2 separate regions of the Homo sapiens genome follow, and region 1 is linked to region 2. A link is a loop called in an ENCODE intact Hi-C map of the cell type or tissue named here. Cell type or tissue: HepG2. All regions are shown on one strand. Each heading gives the region's core, and the rest is flanking DNA. Links, peaks and the distances in the headings are about the cores only.

What was found. A loop is a pair of places that touch in the nucleus more often than their neighbours do. Peaks named below come from ENCODE experiments on the same cell type or tissue, not always from the same donor. Only the 100,000 strongest peaks of a DNase experiment are listed, where the experiment ranks them.
Region 1: it touches region 2 in a loop (13-fold over the local background); 1 of 110 quality-filtered maps calls a loop at or near these places.

The regions. Positions count from the first base shown.
Region 1 is chr3:40,909,426-40,914,806 of GRCh38, reverse strand. LOC105377043 (a long non-coding RNA gene) reads right to left here. Exons shown (of 3, transcript XR_007095885.1): 3 at 3,445-3,859. Among named protein-coding and RNA genes, the nearest start is that of CTNNB1, 290 kb to the left of the region's middle. In HepG2, for the core only: no CTCF peak of the experiment used is centred there; DNase peaks (open chromatin) are centred at 2,116 and 2,676; H3K4me3 peaks cover 374 bases.
Region 2 is chr3:40,840,271-40,845,651 of GRCh38, reverse strand. The region is part of intron 2 of LOC105377043 (a long non-coding RNA gene); the gene reads right to left. Among named protein-coding and RNA genes, the nearest start is that of ZNF621, 320 kb to the right of the region's middle. RefSeq lists an enhancer at 1,114-1,982. In HepG2, for the core only: no CTCF peak of the experiment used is centred there; DNase peaks (open chromatin) are centred at 1,291, 1,581 and 2,151; H3K4me3 peaks cover 470 bases.

The DNA of each region.
Region 1 (5,381 bases), core at 107-5,106, 69 kb before region 2:
TTCTGTCTCCAAGTCAGGGAGGAGGGCATTGGGCTGGAAACGAGGACTTGCTGAGAAGGTCAGAATGAGGGCAGGAAATAGACCTGTGGTATGTGGGAGACACAGCCTGGCTCACAGGCCTTATGGCCTGAGTGGATGTACTATTAGGGGCCTGCCTAGATCCAGTTAGAAACAAGACTATTTCCTCAGAGCCAGGAGAGCTTAGAGAGATAGCCCTGACATATGTGTGTGTGCACACCCATGGGCACATGTGAATGCTTATAAACATATGTACACATATATGTGCTCAGGATGTGTTCCATGGCAGCGTGGGGTCAGGATGGATAGAATGGAAACAGGACTATTAGAAACAGAAAGCAGACCTGTGGGGAAGACAGGAGAGCTATCCTGGAAAGCACCTGTTTCTACCCATACTGGCTCTCTCTGCATCACTGGGTCTTTTCGTTTGGTCTCCTGGATTTATCACAGAGCCAGTCTTTCCTACATTGCTCTGATTTTACCTAAGGAAGTTTGCTGAAGACCTGGGGATGCTTCCAGGCCTCCCCAGCATTTGAAAGAGCCCCATAAGACTCTGCTGGAAAGAACCAGTGGCAAAAGGCAGACAAGGTGCTAATGTCAAATACTTGGATTCTCCTGTTAAACCCAAACGTGCTTTAATGTTTCCACGCTCTGTAAGACTTCACAAATACATGTGTATAAATCAGGAGAGCTCTGCTGGCATATTCAGATGCCTTGGTTTTCAGTTTGCAAAATGTGGTCTCTGTCTCAGCTCATACTGAAAACAGATTTCATGAGGGTTATATTTTAACAGCAAAGTGCCTCCAATGTGCCAGGTACTCTGAAAATGCTCTTTCCATCCTCTGACAACCCCAGGAGTTTGGTATTATTATAGTCCTCATTTCACAGGTGAGGCCTCTGAGGTTCAGTGAGGTCAGGCACCTTGCCCAAGGTCACACAGCTAGGTAGCAGCTCAGGTAGGGTTTGAATCCAGGCTGTGGGACTGCAGAGGCCCTGTCCTTAACTGTGCCCTCTTCCTTCCATGTGGAGCAGAGGCCTCTGTTCTGCCTTGTTGCACGAGATGGCTAATAGGCTGTCTTCTGCACTAAATTCTGACCTCGGAGGCAGGAGCTGTTTCTCATTTACCCTCATTCCTCCAGCTGGGAGCACAGGGGCTAGCACACAAAAGCAGCATACAAAGGCTCATTACCTGTTTGCTGCTGGGACTGGAGAGGCCTGCCAAGGTGACCCAGCCCATTCTCTTGCCCCTGCCTTCATTGTCCGGGGTTCTGCGCACAGCAATCTTACCCAACCCTTTTCACCCTCATGATGATTTTCCCTCCATAGTCTAAATCTCTTCTAAACAAGCTTCTCTGACAGGCCAAGTCCTGATGCATGACCATGGGCATCTGTCGTTTCTGTGCAGAGCCAAAAGGAAATGTGCCCACAGTGCTGAGCAGTAAACAATTTGCAACCAGAAGCAGGCCCAAGTCTCAGCTATACTTTTCTGGGCTGGGCACCAAAGCAGGCTGTGGCCCCTTGTTACCTCCACAGCAAAAATCCCTCCAGTTCCAACAATGATTTATCAAGTGAGCTCACTGACAGTTTCACGGTGCTCCTTCAAAACTTCCTTTCATTTCAGGGCACCCGAGGTAAAATCCAGTGGTGAGACAGAATGGCAGATCCAATTTACATGTATGAACGTAGGCACTGTTTCTGAATGGCGAGAAAACATTCCATGCTGCTTGAGTTTCTTCCAGAATTAGGCCTTCCCTGAGGCCTAATCAAAATGAGACAAATAGATTCACCTTTTCCACTTCACCAGTAGACTTGGAAGAGAAGGGAATTACATCGTGTGGTCCTAACCACATTTGCAAAATGGTGGATTTTTACTCCACAAAACAACAGACTAAAGGAGGGAGGAGGAGGAGTGGATTAATTGAGCCCCTACTAGGTGCCAAATTTTTATATGTCCGTTTTATAGACACAATAATTTATGAAGTGACTTTCTGAGGTGCATTCAGGGATGAGATTGAGACTCAGAGATTGTGACTTGCCCAAGGTCACATGGCTAGTGGGTTACAGAACTCAAATTGATCAAAGGTTTGCATGACCCCAAAGTTCACACTGTTGGCTGGATGCAGTGGCTCATGCCTGTAATCCCAGCACTTTGAGAGGCTCAGGCAGGAGAATCGCTTGAACCTGGGAGTCAGAGGTTGCATTGAGCCAAGATGTGGTCCCCGCATTCCAGCCTGGGTGACAGAATAAGACCCTGTCTGGAAAAAAAAAAAGTTCCTACTGTTCCCACCTCACAGTGCGGCCATAGACCTTTCCTTTACTGAGCAGCCTGTAAAGAAGGATTTTCCAAATTGCTGCAATAGATGACTCTAACCTTTAAAAATACCATGAACATATAAAGAAAATACTTCTATTTTGAACATTTATCTGTTCAGAGATTTATATGGTAAATTGTGTTACACTAAACTATGTTTTTGAAATATCATGTTTTTGAAAAGCTATCCTGACCTAACTTAATAGAAATAAACCACATCAAGTAAAGGTGAAGAAAGACAAATGTTAGCACCGTTCCACTAGGTGTTTCAGAATTTTTCTTTCTGACCAAAGCCAACAGACAGCATAGTTAAACAAGGAGGCAAAGTTAACTATTAACTTGGGGGTGAAAAGTCAGTAGTGAGAACATACTTTGTATTACCCTGGCCACACTCCAGCAAATATTAACATATATGGGCAAGGGCACTTTCCTATAACTATACAATATGCTTACAAAACATCAGCAATGAAGGCATTGTCCAGTGCTAGCTCTTCCTATTACAAAGGCCCAGAAAATTGACTTGTCTAAGGTCACCTCACTAGTTAGAACTAGGACCCTACAGGAGAATGATCCTGGCCCTCTCACCATTGTGTGATGGTTGGATAGTTAGGTCCTGATGGAGTACCTAATATTGCAATACATGGCATAATCACTTCCACTGATGAGCTCATCATGAACTTAAATGCAACACAATATCTGAAACAAAATTTGAGTTCGGTAACCCACTAGCTATGTGACCTTGGGCAAGTCAAAATCTTTGAGTCTCAATCCCATCCCTGAATGAAGTGACCTCAAATAGTCACTTCATAAGGTATTGTGGCTATTTAAGGGACATATAAAAATTTGGCACCTAGTAGGAGCTCAAAATTCTCATATTCTACGAGAATTTATCTACTTACTCCTGATCTTTTGCCTCCAAGTGGTATGGTCTGGAAGCCAATGGATGGATAAATGTTGATGTCATTACTTTCTAGACTTGAGTTTGCAGTTTGGTTTTCTAGAAGCAGCATGACACAGCAGAAAGAGAATAAAGCTGGCATCAGACTGAGCTAAGTCCTCAACCAAACTCTTTCAGTGTTCAGTTCAGTGGCAGGGCAAGTTCATCTCCTCCTGGGTCTCACCTTTCCCATTGATGAAATGGAAATAACTATATCTACTAATCCCGATGTGAGAGTGGATTGAATACCTGCCCCCCAACAAGATTCATGTTCACTGAGAACCTCAGAATGTGATCTTATTTGGAAAGAAGGTCTTTGCAAATGTAATTAGTTAACTATAAAGATGAGATCTCACTGGTTAAGGAGGATGCTAAATCCAGTGGCTGATGTCCTTATAAGAAAAGGAGAGGACACAGAGAGATACAGAGACGACCATATGCAGATGGAGGCAGAGATGGGACTTACCTGCCATAAGCCAAGGAATAATGAGAACCACCAGAAGAGGAGGAGGCAAGGAAGGATTCTTCCCAAGAGGCTGCAGAGAGGACATGGTCTTGCCAACACCTTTATTTTAGATTTCTGGTCTTCATAACTGTGAGAGAAAAAAAATTATGTTGTTTTAAACCACCAAGTTTCTGGTAATTTGTTATGGCAGCCCACAGAAATTAATGCAGCCTGCAAAGCGCTCAATAGGGTGCTTATCACATAGAAAATAATTGATAAATGCCTCCAATAATTATTATTTACACCTCGTAATGTTCAAGCATCAATCAGAGCATTCTGCAGTAGGTGGCAGAAGTATGACAGTTGCAAAGTCTGAAAGGCTAAGGTTAGAATAACAGGCTTTATTAATTGAGAATCTGCATCTTTTTCTATTTTTTTTCCACCCAAATCCCAAACCCTACCACTAAAAACAAAAACAAACTTTATTTAAACAACTAACTTTAACTATACAACTTGACACTAAATTTTAAAAGAATCCACAGCAATAAAAAAATTCGTAAGAAATAGGTATCTAGGTTCAGTTTGGACAATTTTTCGAACTATAAACCCTAATTATCTATATAGCTTAAGCTAACTGTGGCATTAATTCCCAAATTTCCTTGTAAAATATTGTGCTAGCGCTGAGGGGAAAAAAAAAAAAAAAAAAAAAAGACAGTGAAGAATACAAGTGGCATGGCTGCCTACATCAAACGGTTACAAAAGAAAAAGGACTCTGGGGCCAGGCATGGTGGCTCACGCCTGTAATCCCAGCACTTTGAGGGGCCGAGGCAGGTGGATCACAAGGTCAGGAGATCAAGACCATCCTGGCTAACATGGTGAAACCCTGTCTCTACTAAAAATACAAAAAACAAATAAATAAAAAATTAGCCAGGCGAGGTGGCATGCACCTGTAGTCCCAGCTACTCGCGAGGCTGAGGCAAGAGAATCACTTGGACCCAGGAGGTGTAGGTTGCAGTGAGCCGAGATTGCGCCACTGCACTCCAGCCTGGGCTACAGAGTGAGACTCTGTCTCAAAAAGAAAAAGAAAAAAAAAGAAAAAAAAGGGACTCAGGGCAAGTGTAAAGATTCTGTTTGACAAGCAGGAGGGAGTATTTCCAGAGGGGAGCCAGCAAACAGGACAAAGAGGACAAGTGCCATGAAATACAACCTAAGACGCTGTGCCCTGGCCCACTATGGCAGTGGCAGAAAGGTTGAAATACTTCTTAAGTTTCAAACCTCAAAACAAGGCTTAGAATTTCATTAGAGCCTACAGCTTATACTCTTTAAAAACCAACACCACCAATGTCACATAGGGTTAAGGGTTGGGCCACTCAGGATGGTGATCTCAGAATGGAGGGTCCACCTCCTGTGAGTGTGACACAGACTATGAATGAACAGCTGAAGCACGTCTTCCCAAGCTGGCTTCCCAGTCCAATACACCTGCCCACTCCCCTGGTCACCTACCACGACCCCACCTGTGGAAATGGCCATGTCTCTACCACTTTCCTTGGCCCTTAAATATCATTCATAGGTCCACAGGCAGATGCCTCACCCAAGCTGACCCAATCAGACTCTGCTGTGGGAATCTGAAGTTTAGAATATATACAAATATGAACTAGCAGTCTTTCCAG
Region 2 (5,381 bases), core at 105-5,104:
GCTTTCATACAATGTGGTAGTATCAGAGTATTTGGTCACCCTACTTGGCAGCTGGCACCCAAGAGAGAGGAAGCAGAAACTGCCAGCTTTCCTAAAGGTTAGACCTAGAACCAGCACAGTGTCATTTCCACCAATGTTTATTGGTCAAAGAAACTCAAAGGGCCAGCCTAGATTCAAGGGAAGGAGAAATAAGCTTCATCTTTTCAAATGAGGAACCATGTGCATCCAGGAGGGGAAGGAATTGATGGTGGCCATGTTTGGAGAAGGGTTACCATAAGCACTTAGTCTGGTGCCTAACTAAGGACTAAGTAGGACTAAGTAGGAGTCATTTACAAAAAATGTTTGGTAGAGATCAGATTGAGATCTCTAGACACATTAGGATAGGAAATAAAACATGGACTTTCCATTCAAAATTTCAGGAGATCCTGGGTCCTTCAGACTGATGAATCAGAAATAATTCCTAGCAAGCATTCCCAACAGAAGCACCAAGAATGCCACATTCATCCTCATCCATTAAATCTATGCCTTATGTAAATGCAAAGGCTTATGCAAATGGCCTCTCGGAGTGTTGTAAGCAGTGCAGAGGTCCTGCTTTCTGTGGAGGTTAATGCAAATAAATGTGATGAAACCTACAAACAGGTGGTTCTTGCAATGCGGAGCAGAACATGGAACCCATTTTACAGGAGCCTGTTGGCCAGAGTTGAGTCAGAGTAACTACCAGAAAACCATTTGGGTGAGAGATCTCTACTACAATAAGGAATGATTTTGTGTGTCTATCATTCTGTCAGGCATGAGACAGTGATGGATGTGGAAGAGGATATTGCTGCAGCTAGCCGGAGGTGGAGAGAACACGGATATTTTCATTCATTGGACCTCAGTGCAGTCAGGGCTTCATAAATGCCAGGACCAATCTGCTCTCATAAAAGAATCAGTCGTTTTTCCCCCACACTCCCAGATCGGCAAAGTTGTATAATGTTCTTCTGAAATAAGAATGGAATAAAGGATAAAGCAAGGCAAGGAGTGGTTGGTGTGTATGCTCCGAGCCCAAAGATGATGATCAAGAAAAATTTCATTAAAATGTTTGAGAAAACAGACATATCCGCTGGACTAAATTTCCAGCTTTTGCTCTCACAGCTTATACCAGTATATTTAATTACAGGAAGAAATAAAGCATCGCAATGATGTAAAATCCTGCCTTTTGAGGTTACAAAATATTCAGTTTACAGAGTTAAGGAAAAAGATTTTATCTGTTACATGCTCTGTATCTGGACTCTGGACAGATTTAAATGTGTTTTGGGCACACAGCTTGTGGTCACAGTAAAATTGTGAAGCAATCAACTTTTTCTTAGGCCCGTTCTCTGCCTTTATTCACCAATTTTACCTTCGATTTGGCCTTCCTTTCACCCTGTCCTTGAGTGCCAGTGCTCTGGTGATTCAAGGCCCATAGCACAGCAATTTATACTAGAAGAATAAGTTTGTTTTTTTTTATGCTGGTAAAAGAATTTCTTTAGAGAGGAAATTGTCTCTGTTTAGGGAAATACCTTGATAAGCTGTTGGAGGGTGGAAGGGAGCAGCGCCCTGAGGGCATGGTCTGAAAGGAGGTAGGGAAACAGACAAGATGACTAAAGGGTTCTGCATGGGAAGCAAATAGCAGCTGGGAAACAGAAACACGGCAGAGAAAGAAAATAAACGCCTAGCCCCTTAGCCAGGAGCTGACACCTAAGATGGTAGAAATCACCCAGTGACTTGTTTTCAACAGTGTTAATTACTATAACAGCGGGTTCCCAAACTTTCTTGGTTCACAGCTTCCTTGGTGCCTCTGGCATTTTTTCATAGTGTCCCCTGGGCCACAAGAAAGAACAGTTCCTTTATTAAGTAGCAAACCCAACCAGCTTAATATGTCCTAACAACTTAATTGTGGTTTGAAATAATAATGTAAATTTAAATAAAAATAATGTTACTTTATTGTTAAATAACTACAATGATTTATTAATCACATATGTGTACACTGGATGTGCACACCTCTCAAACTTTGGACTAAGATTGGACACCCCCCACCCTCATTTCCTGTTCCATGTTGATTTTCACTCAGTGCTTGCTTTTTATCTCAGTAACCCTGAATATCCAGATTCACAAAGATATCATTGAAAGGATGTGCCGCAATCTACTGTTGAAACAGTGAACTACTTTGAGCTAACAACTTCTGCTCCAGTACCTAAGAGATACTGAATATCGCTTTGTTTACCTTGAAAATGTAAAATACCTCATAGAATTTCTTTTCTTTGTATTTTTTTTTTTTTTTTGGAGACAAAGTCTGGCTCTGTTGCCCAGGCTAGAGTGCAGTGGTGCTATCTCAGCTTACTGTAACCTACACCTCCTGGGCTCAAGCCATCCTCCTACCTCATGCTCCCTAGTAGCTAGGGCTACAGGTGTGTGCTACCACACCCGGCTAATTTTTGTATCTTTTGGAGACGGGGCTTCGCCATGTTGCCCAGGCTCGTCTCAAGCTCCTCGGCAGATTGCTTGAGCTCAGGAGTTCGAGACCAGCCTGGGCAACATGGCGAAAAACCCAAAGTGCTGGGATTTAAAAAGGCGTGAGCCACCATGGCCGGCCCCCTCATAGCATTTCCGTAAGTTGGCTACAGCATCTCAAGGTGTCTCCGCACACAGTTTGGGAAACGTAGTGCTGTAGTATTTACTTGTAAGTTGCCGATGTTGACTGCCACGTCAAGTTCTTCTGCCTTTCCTAACTTTCAGCGTGTTCTTATAAACCTGAAACAATCTTCTGTGAGTCTAAAAGTGGATGAGTGTCAGAGATGGCTCAAGGAGGCAGGCTGGGAACAACTCATACATGGGGGGGAAGAGAAACCCAGAACATAACTAGTTCAGCAGAGACAGGTGCTCGGTGTGAGTGACCCTCTGGACATAACTTCCAGAGTCCTGGTAGAATATCAGGTGGCATTTCACTTTCTACAGGATTCAGAATGGAATTTGAGCCAATCTTCAGACTCAATGACTCCAGTTGGCATTGTTTAAAAGAAGTGAACACCTATTATGTTAGTTGTTGGCAAGGTTTGTAGAAAATTTAATGTAAATTACCATCATTGCTAAGCCTAAAATTAGAGATGTGAGTCATGGGGACCAAAAAAAGAATCCTTCTATAGGATATATATATGTATGTATGTATGTATTTTGAGATGGAGTCTCGCTCTTGTCGCCCAGGCTGGAGTGCAGTGGCATAATCTCAGCTCACTGCAACCTTCGCCTCCTGGATTCAAGCAGTTCTCCTGACTCTGCCTCCTGAGTAGCTGGGGTTACAGCCATGCACAATCATGCCCAGCTAGTTTTTGTATTTTTGGTAGAAACCAGGTTTCACCATGTTGGCCAGGCTGGTCTCGAACCCTTGACCTCAAGTAATCCACCTGCCTTGGCCTCCCAAAGTGCTGGGATTACAGGTATGAGCCACGGCACCTGGCCTATAGAATATATTTTGATGACAGAGGTCAAGGCGGAAGCCAGTTTTGACAGCTGTCATTTTACATTAATAGAGCAATAGTGCCACACTTAACTAGCAATTTGCCCTTCTTTTGCTGAATCCATTACTGTGCCTCACTTTCCTTGTCCTGTATGAACCATCATGAAAATGTTGTCCTGTGAAAGACAATGTCCATATTTAGTGACCCTCTGAGTTCATACTCCCAATTCCCAGGTCAAGGTCAGGTCCAGGTCAGTAGCAGCAACTGGCAAATTTTTTTTTATGAAGAGCCAGACAGTAAATATTTTAGGCTTTGCAGACAGTATCATCTCTGCCACAATTGCTCAGCTCTGCTGTTGTAGCATGAAAGCAGCCACAGACAATACATAAAGGAATGAGCATAGCTGTTTTCTAATAAAACTTTATTTGTAAAAATAGACAATGGGCCATATTTTGCCTATGGGCTGTAATTAGCAAACTTCTGATCCAGGAAGTGACAATTTGTGATAGAATGCATATGATATAGTTCAGTAGCCACTGTAATAAAATACATAGCTGCAATGAGTTTGCCAAACTCACAGTTAAGGGCACAGTCTTCCAACACAACTACCACATCTGCTCAAAATTCAGATACCAGCTGAAAGTTTAGAGAGCTTCAGGGCCACCCTCACTTCTGACCAACTGGCTACAAATTCAAGGGTCCCTACCCACAGACTTTCTCAGGCATGACAATTTGCTAGAACTACTCACAGAACTTAGGAAAGAGCTATGTTTCCAATTATGGTTTTATTATAACAAAAGGATACAAGTCAGAACAAGCCAAAGAAAGAGATACGTAGGGCCAAGATCTGGGAGCTTCCCAAACAGAAAACTGTCAGTCATCTCCTGGGGAGTCCTTGATAATGTTACCTCCTCCCAACTACAATTAGTGATAATACTCAAGAGTACTGCCAACTGGGGAAGCTGAACTGAGTTCCACTGTCCAGTGTTCTTATTGGGGTTTGATCACATATTGCCTATGTTAGCTGATCTTTAGTCCCTCTGCCTCTCCTGGAGATTGGGGCTAAAAGTTTTAGTTTCCAGTTCTTAAACTGAAACTGGGAAAAGATCAGAACTGATACGGCATGGGCCAAAGTCCCCATCATATTGCATTATTAGGCTGTCCAGTGGCTAAAAACCCCTGGCAAACAAAAATACTTCTATGAAACAAGACATTCAAGGGACCTAGAGATCAGCTTCTAGCAGCTGAGGACAAAGAACAGAACTTGCTTTGGGTAAAGTTAATTCTTCACTACACAATAATACATAACAGCTTCAAAATTCCCTAATTTTATGGTTTCCATTTATTTATCTGTTTCTTCATTCATTTATTTATTAAAGCAACATTTTTGCCATTCTAACAGTCTCCTAAATGGTCTCCCAGCTTCCACCCTTTCCCTTGTTTAGAGCGATCCCCTGTAAACCTAAGTTAGATTTTGTCACCCCTCAGCTAAGGACTCTCCAATGGCTCCCATCTCAGACAAAAAACCAGAGTCCTTACAATGTTGTACAGGGCCCTTCATGACCTGGCTCCCATCACCTGACTACCCTCATCTCCCTCTCCCCTCCTCTCACTCCTCTCCAATCGTAATCAGCTTCCTTGCCATTCTTCACACATATGAGGCCAAGGCCTCTCCTTTGCATTGTCTGTTCTCTATGCCTGGAATGTAAGTATCCTCCAGAGAGCCATGTGGCCATCCCCTCCTTCCTTCAAATCTTCACTGAAATGTTACTTTCACAATGAGGCCTATCCTAACCACTCCATTAAAATTGAGACCTCCCTGAGCCCCCTGCCCTCAGCACCCCGGTCCTACTCTCTATTTTTCAAATATTTTTAAATTGTGGCAAAAAGTGCTTAATATAAAAT